Linked DNA regions of Homo sapiens: region 1 is linked to region 2. Evidence: read pairs that join two places in POLR2A ChIA-PET (ENCODE). Cell type or tissue: CD4-positive, alpha-beta T cell. All regions are shown on one strand.

What was found. ChIA-PET counts read pairs that join two places held together with the same protein. Peaks named below come from ENCODE experiments on the same cell type or tissue, not always from the same donor. Only the 100,000 strongest peaks of a DNase experiment are listed, where the experiment ranks them.
Region 1: POLR2A ChIA-PET joins it to region 2 with 17 read pairs; 3 of 35 experiments call an interaction of 5 or more read pairs at or near these places.

Annotation. Positions count from the first base shown.
Region 1 is chr9:20,241,635-20,244,134 of GRCh38, reverse strand. It overlaps a transcript of SLC24A2 not described here. Among named protein-coding and RNA genes, the nearest start is that of MIR4473, 170 kb to the left of the region's middle. In CD4-positive, alpha-beta T cell, no CTCF peak of the experiment used is centred here; a DNase peak (open chromatin) is centred at 1,204; H3K4me3 peaks cover 983 bases; H3K27ac peaks cover 701 bases.
Region 2 is chr9:20,320,627-20,323,126 of GRCh38, reverse strand. No RefSeq gene overlaps it. Among named protein-coding and RNA genes, the nearest start is that of MIR4473, 89 kb to the left of the region's middle. In CD4-positive, alpha-beta T cell, no CTCF peak of the experiment used is centred here; a DNase peak (open chromatin) is centred at 1,186; H3K27ac peaks cover 972 bases.

The DNA.
Region 1 (2,500 bases), 79 kb after region 2:
CTCCTTGGAGGCTTGGAGACTCTCAAAGGAATTAGTCCAAAGTGGCCCAGACTCCATGGATTAACTTTAAGCCATCCTGCATGGGCTGCCCTGCTGAAGCCAGCGCAGTTTCACAGGCTGGGACAGCAGCCGGACTTCCTGTTTGAGTTTAGAAATCTCCGCCTGATCCCCCTCCTCCCCACTCCCTTCCTCTCGAGGTCCCTCCTTCTATCCACCAATAAAACAAAGAAACCTGAGAAATTATCTCAGAAAGAAGAGACTTCTCAGGCCTTGATTGTCACACTGGCCTGGAGCCAAGCCAGAGCCTGCCTCAAAAATGGACCCAGGAGGCAAGCTACTGGAAGGCAGTCAAACACCCCCAAAAAGTGAGGTCATATGGCATCACCCCCATTGACCACATCTCATTTGCTCTGCTTTCCTTTTATTTTAAAGGAAAAATTAAAAGTCTTCTAAGACATTGTCTAGGCTGGTAATAAAACTCTAGAATGCTTTGTTCATATATATAACAAAATTGAGAGCAAATGTGTGTGTACATGTAAGTGTGTGTGTCTGTATGTGTAAGCGTGTTACAATCTGGCTAGTAAAATGATCTCAGATTGAAGATACCCTCAAATACTGAGGATGATGCTTATAATTTTCTAACATGCTTTAATATTTTTACTACTCATGTATATATGTATCCACAAACAGTATTATATACTGTTTAGTATGCTGCAAATTTTTATAAATAACACCTCATTGCATGTGTCAAATATTTCATAAATAGAATCACAAAAGCAGAATGAAGGAGCTGGTATGTCAGCATTCTGCTTATGTGTTTTTCTGATTATGATAGTCTCATGAGAAGAGGATTTTATGCATTCTCACTTGAAATACAGCAGATGCCAACCATGAAGGGAATGAAGGTGCTAATTTATAATTTTTTTAAAAATTGTGCAAAAAGAAAGTGAAAAGAATATAAGTGCGAGCTTAGCAATAAAAGGAGTAGTAAAAACACCCACAATATGGGGGGTGGGTGTGGAGTCCTTTCGTCTGTAACCAAGGAGGTCTGTAAGAAACCACGGAAGTCTCTACTAATTTGAAATTCCACCAGCTGAGAAATAAAACACTGCTGGGTTATTGAAGAAAGGTCTTGGCACCTTATGCACGGGAAATGAAACTTTTCGTTTTGCAAGTGGCTTGTAGATTGGTTATTTAACCACCACCCATCCCCCCAGTTTTTCAAAGGCTGAAGAACAGGCTGGAGTTAGAGATGTGGTTTGCATAGATTGCCTCGCTGACAGCACTAGATCACCAGTGAAAGATTAATTAACCAAATTGAAGGCAGCAAAGAAATAAGGTTTTAGCAAATGACAAAGCCATTAATGGAGCAATGTTTCCTTCCACTTTAGCTAAGCTCTCCGTTTTTAATTAGCATTAGGATGTTTTAACCGCAGCTATTTAGGAGGAGGCTCTTTCTCATGTCAGGTGTTGCATCCCGGAGTCAGAGCTGGTGAGAGAAGATAAAATCCGACACATCCACCTTAAGTTGGAATTTTCAGGAGTGTCCTCATGGCTCCCTGCCCTTCCCTGCACTCACAGCCTTGAAAGCTGGGGCCCTGACTTGGGAACAGCTGTCTTCTCCCATTGGACCACTACAGTCAGTTGCTGATTTGGAGGACAATTCTGAACATATGAAGCACATTACTGGAGCCAAAGCTCTGGATTTCCTCGTTTGCAGTTGATTGATAGGAAGCATTCAACCTTGGATGTGATAAAATCAACCCACTAACCCAGTAATGCATCGAGTAGGAAGTCTTTCCTCTTTAGTTAGCTATTTTAAGTGGCGAGTGTTTCTTTAGCCCTATTTCTCAGGACTCCACAAGCCTTTGTAATTTACAAGTCTTCTTCTACCTAAATGGTCAGAATGCATGCTTTTATTTTATGGACTGGTAGACTGAGGCAAAGGAGTGTTTTAGTCAAGTTAATGTTGGGGACTGTGGGGGGCAGGAAAAAGAATGTCAAATCTCCTGTGGCTTGGCCAGCGGCTGCCAGAATATTGGGCCAGCACCTGCTGGCGCGTTAGTCCATAGGATGGGCATGGTGGAGAGGATGATCAAAACAGGAGATGCTTTCGGTGAATGAGGCTGGCAGGTCATTAGAATTTCAAGAAGATTCTAGAGGAGAATGAAAAGGTGAACTTTAAAAGTGGTGGCAGCTAGATTTGCTTTAGAGAGGAATAGGCATTGGTGGAAGTGAAACAAGGTGGCGATTGATGTTGCAGCCATGTTTTTTAGAAGCTGTAATACTGTCTTGCATCTCTGCTCCTCCTGCTCCTTCAGCTTGGCTAACTCCGGGTTGATCATCTTCCCAGGTTTGGCTTGCACCCCCAACCTCCTCCCACTCCTCTCTACTCAGCCTTAGGCTGGGATTACTCGCTTATGGTCCCTTTAGCACTGTGGCACACCCCTCTCCTAGGACAGATGGCAATTTATCTTTATTTTCTCTCAAGGCTGTAAGC
Region 2 (2,500 bases):
AATTTTCAAGGTGATAGTTGTACATGTTGCTCAGTGCAGAAAACATGGAATTGGGTTACTCTAAATTTGTTAGAGCAGGGTCCCCAAATGTTACCTTTTGCTAGAAGTGTGGTTGGGTTACAACAAACAGATTGCTATGGCAGAAAGTCTGAGTAGAATGCGAATGAGCACAGGATGGGTTCATACCACTGGGGCTCACTAGGCCTTTCTTAGCTTTTGTTTTGAAAGTCCAAAATTCTTCTTCTCCCAGACAGGCATTTGAAAGACTGGAAAGATTTGGATAGGAAGCCCTAGAGAGATAGACATTTGCTGAGTTGAAGCCAAGGATCGAGTCTCATGCATGTGAAAATCTAATACAGGTAAATCTCCAACATATGGCAGCACTAATTCCTGAGAAAGGTCATGAGTGAGCAGCAAAAGCATGAACAAAGCCTTCAAGCCCAAAGCTTTGATTATGCAAAATAGCTATTTGTGGCACTTAAGTACAGTGGTCACCCTGGATTTTCCAGAGTGGTTTAGATTTTGGCTCCATTATCAGTGTGCTACATCAATGTCCAGTTTTTTGAAATCCCAGTACCTGATGCCGAGTGAATATACAGTCATGTTGGTTGAATTGAGCTAAAGTCCATTCCCCCCTCCAAGTTGCTCCTCACACAGAACCAAACTCTAGCCACACAGACACCCAATGAGCTGAGGGCAGGGCACCCCAGGAATGAAGGTCATGGCCCTGTGGCAACCTCACTGGATATGCAAGGTGGAAACTGGCTTTCTGCTGGTGCATAAGCCATTCCCTGCCTTCCCGTCAAACAGCCCAGCTCTAAATCTACATTTCCCACTACCGGAACTTCTTTTTTGGGTACTACGACTGTATCTCAGAGCAAAGATCTAGGCATGGCTCTCCCATTCCTACTAATTTTAAGCACTGACATCTGCTTTGGGACCCACACACCTGGCTCTAAGCAATACTACATCCCCACTCCACAGCTGTGGTTCCCCACATGGCCCCGCCATCCCTGTGGAATACAAAAATTACCTTGACAGAGCACTTGTTTGCATTATCCCCCTGGAAAACAGGGTGCATTATTCACCCATATATTTTGGTGAAGAAAAGCAGCTGTTTTCAGCTAACTAGTCGTTCTCAGCCCTGGCTGCACCCATGCCTATAGACCACACCCCTTCCCACAACCTTTTGTGGCAACCTCAGCTTAAGCTTTTGTCACTGTCTTGAAATCACATGACTAGTGTTTTTTCTTTTCTTTTTTTTTTCTATTTCCGGTAGGATCATTAGCTCATACAAGTCATCAGGGAAGGACTCATCCAGCTCCCATCTCTTTCTGTGGAGCAGCATAATGACTGTGTGCACGCATTGCAGGGAGCCTCAGGCACTCAGACCTACAGGGGACTGGTGTGAAGCTCCTCATTTCAAATGCTCCGCTCTATTGCTCTATCTGAACATGAGGACCTTCTCTTGGCAGCTTAGATCCTCTGTTACAGCAAAGGATTGGCTCCAACCAATGGGAGCCAGTTGCTGGTGGAAAATATGATTACCAACACAGAGGCAGCTGCTGTTGCTCTTTGTTTTTCTAACTTTCAAAAGTGTGGAACGGTAGTTAAAGCCCCCAACAATCTTACTCCTTTCTATCCCATTTCATTTCACCGAGGGTTCAAGGTAGCTGCACTCCAAGTAACATCTTCAATGATCATATTCAAAGCATGATGTCACACAGGGATAAGAGTAGCAATTTTTTTTTGAATCAATATGTAAACCTGACTCCTTCATTCAGGGTTACAGCTCTCCAGTGTTTTGGCCTCTCATCACATGGCTCTGATGTGTGGATCTTTTGTATAGAACCTCTTGGCTGGTGAAAGTCTGAACTGAAAAGGCACCAGTATCTGTTAAGACAATCCTGTTAGCCTGTTATTACCTGCCAATTACATTGTTCCTTGTTTAGAAATCCAGTTGAAAGAGGCACGCTAAGAACTCCATCAGAAGTAGCTGGTGTGGATTTTTGTAAGTATGGGTAGAGAATCTGCCTACGGCAAGTAACACCAGTGCTGGCATGCCCAGAAAATTCCAGCTGGAGGTGGGAGTAAGTGGCACTTGGCAAAGTTGCCCTCTTGACCTACTTGTTTAATTTGGATGGAAAAATGTGTTTTGTTTATGTATTTTTTTCAGGAAGCCATTATGGTGAGTCTTTCCAATATAATTTCCACTGAGACCTCTCTTATTCAGCTCAATTTTCTCTTGGGCTGAGGCTGACAGAGACATGGTTGGTGGGAGAATCTGTCACCCTGTGGAGCTGAACAGTCTTCAAGATAAAGCTGCCTGCTGGCCTTTCACTCCCAAATTGCCTGAAACCTGGTCACGTCCCAGCCAATGTCCTCTGCCTTTTGATGAGCTCCACTGTGAGGGGAGAACTAGAAACTGTGAGGAGTGGGTAGACTTTTTCCTACTGCGCAGTGAGATGGGAATTTGGTTACATTAAAAAATACATCTGTA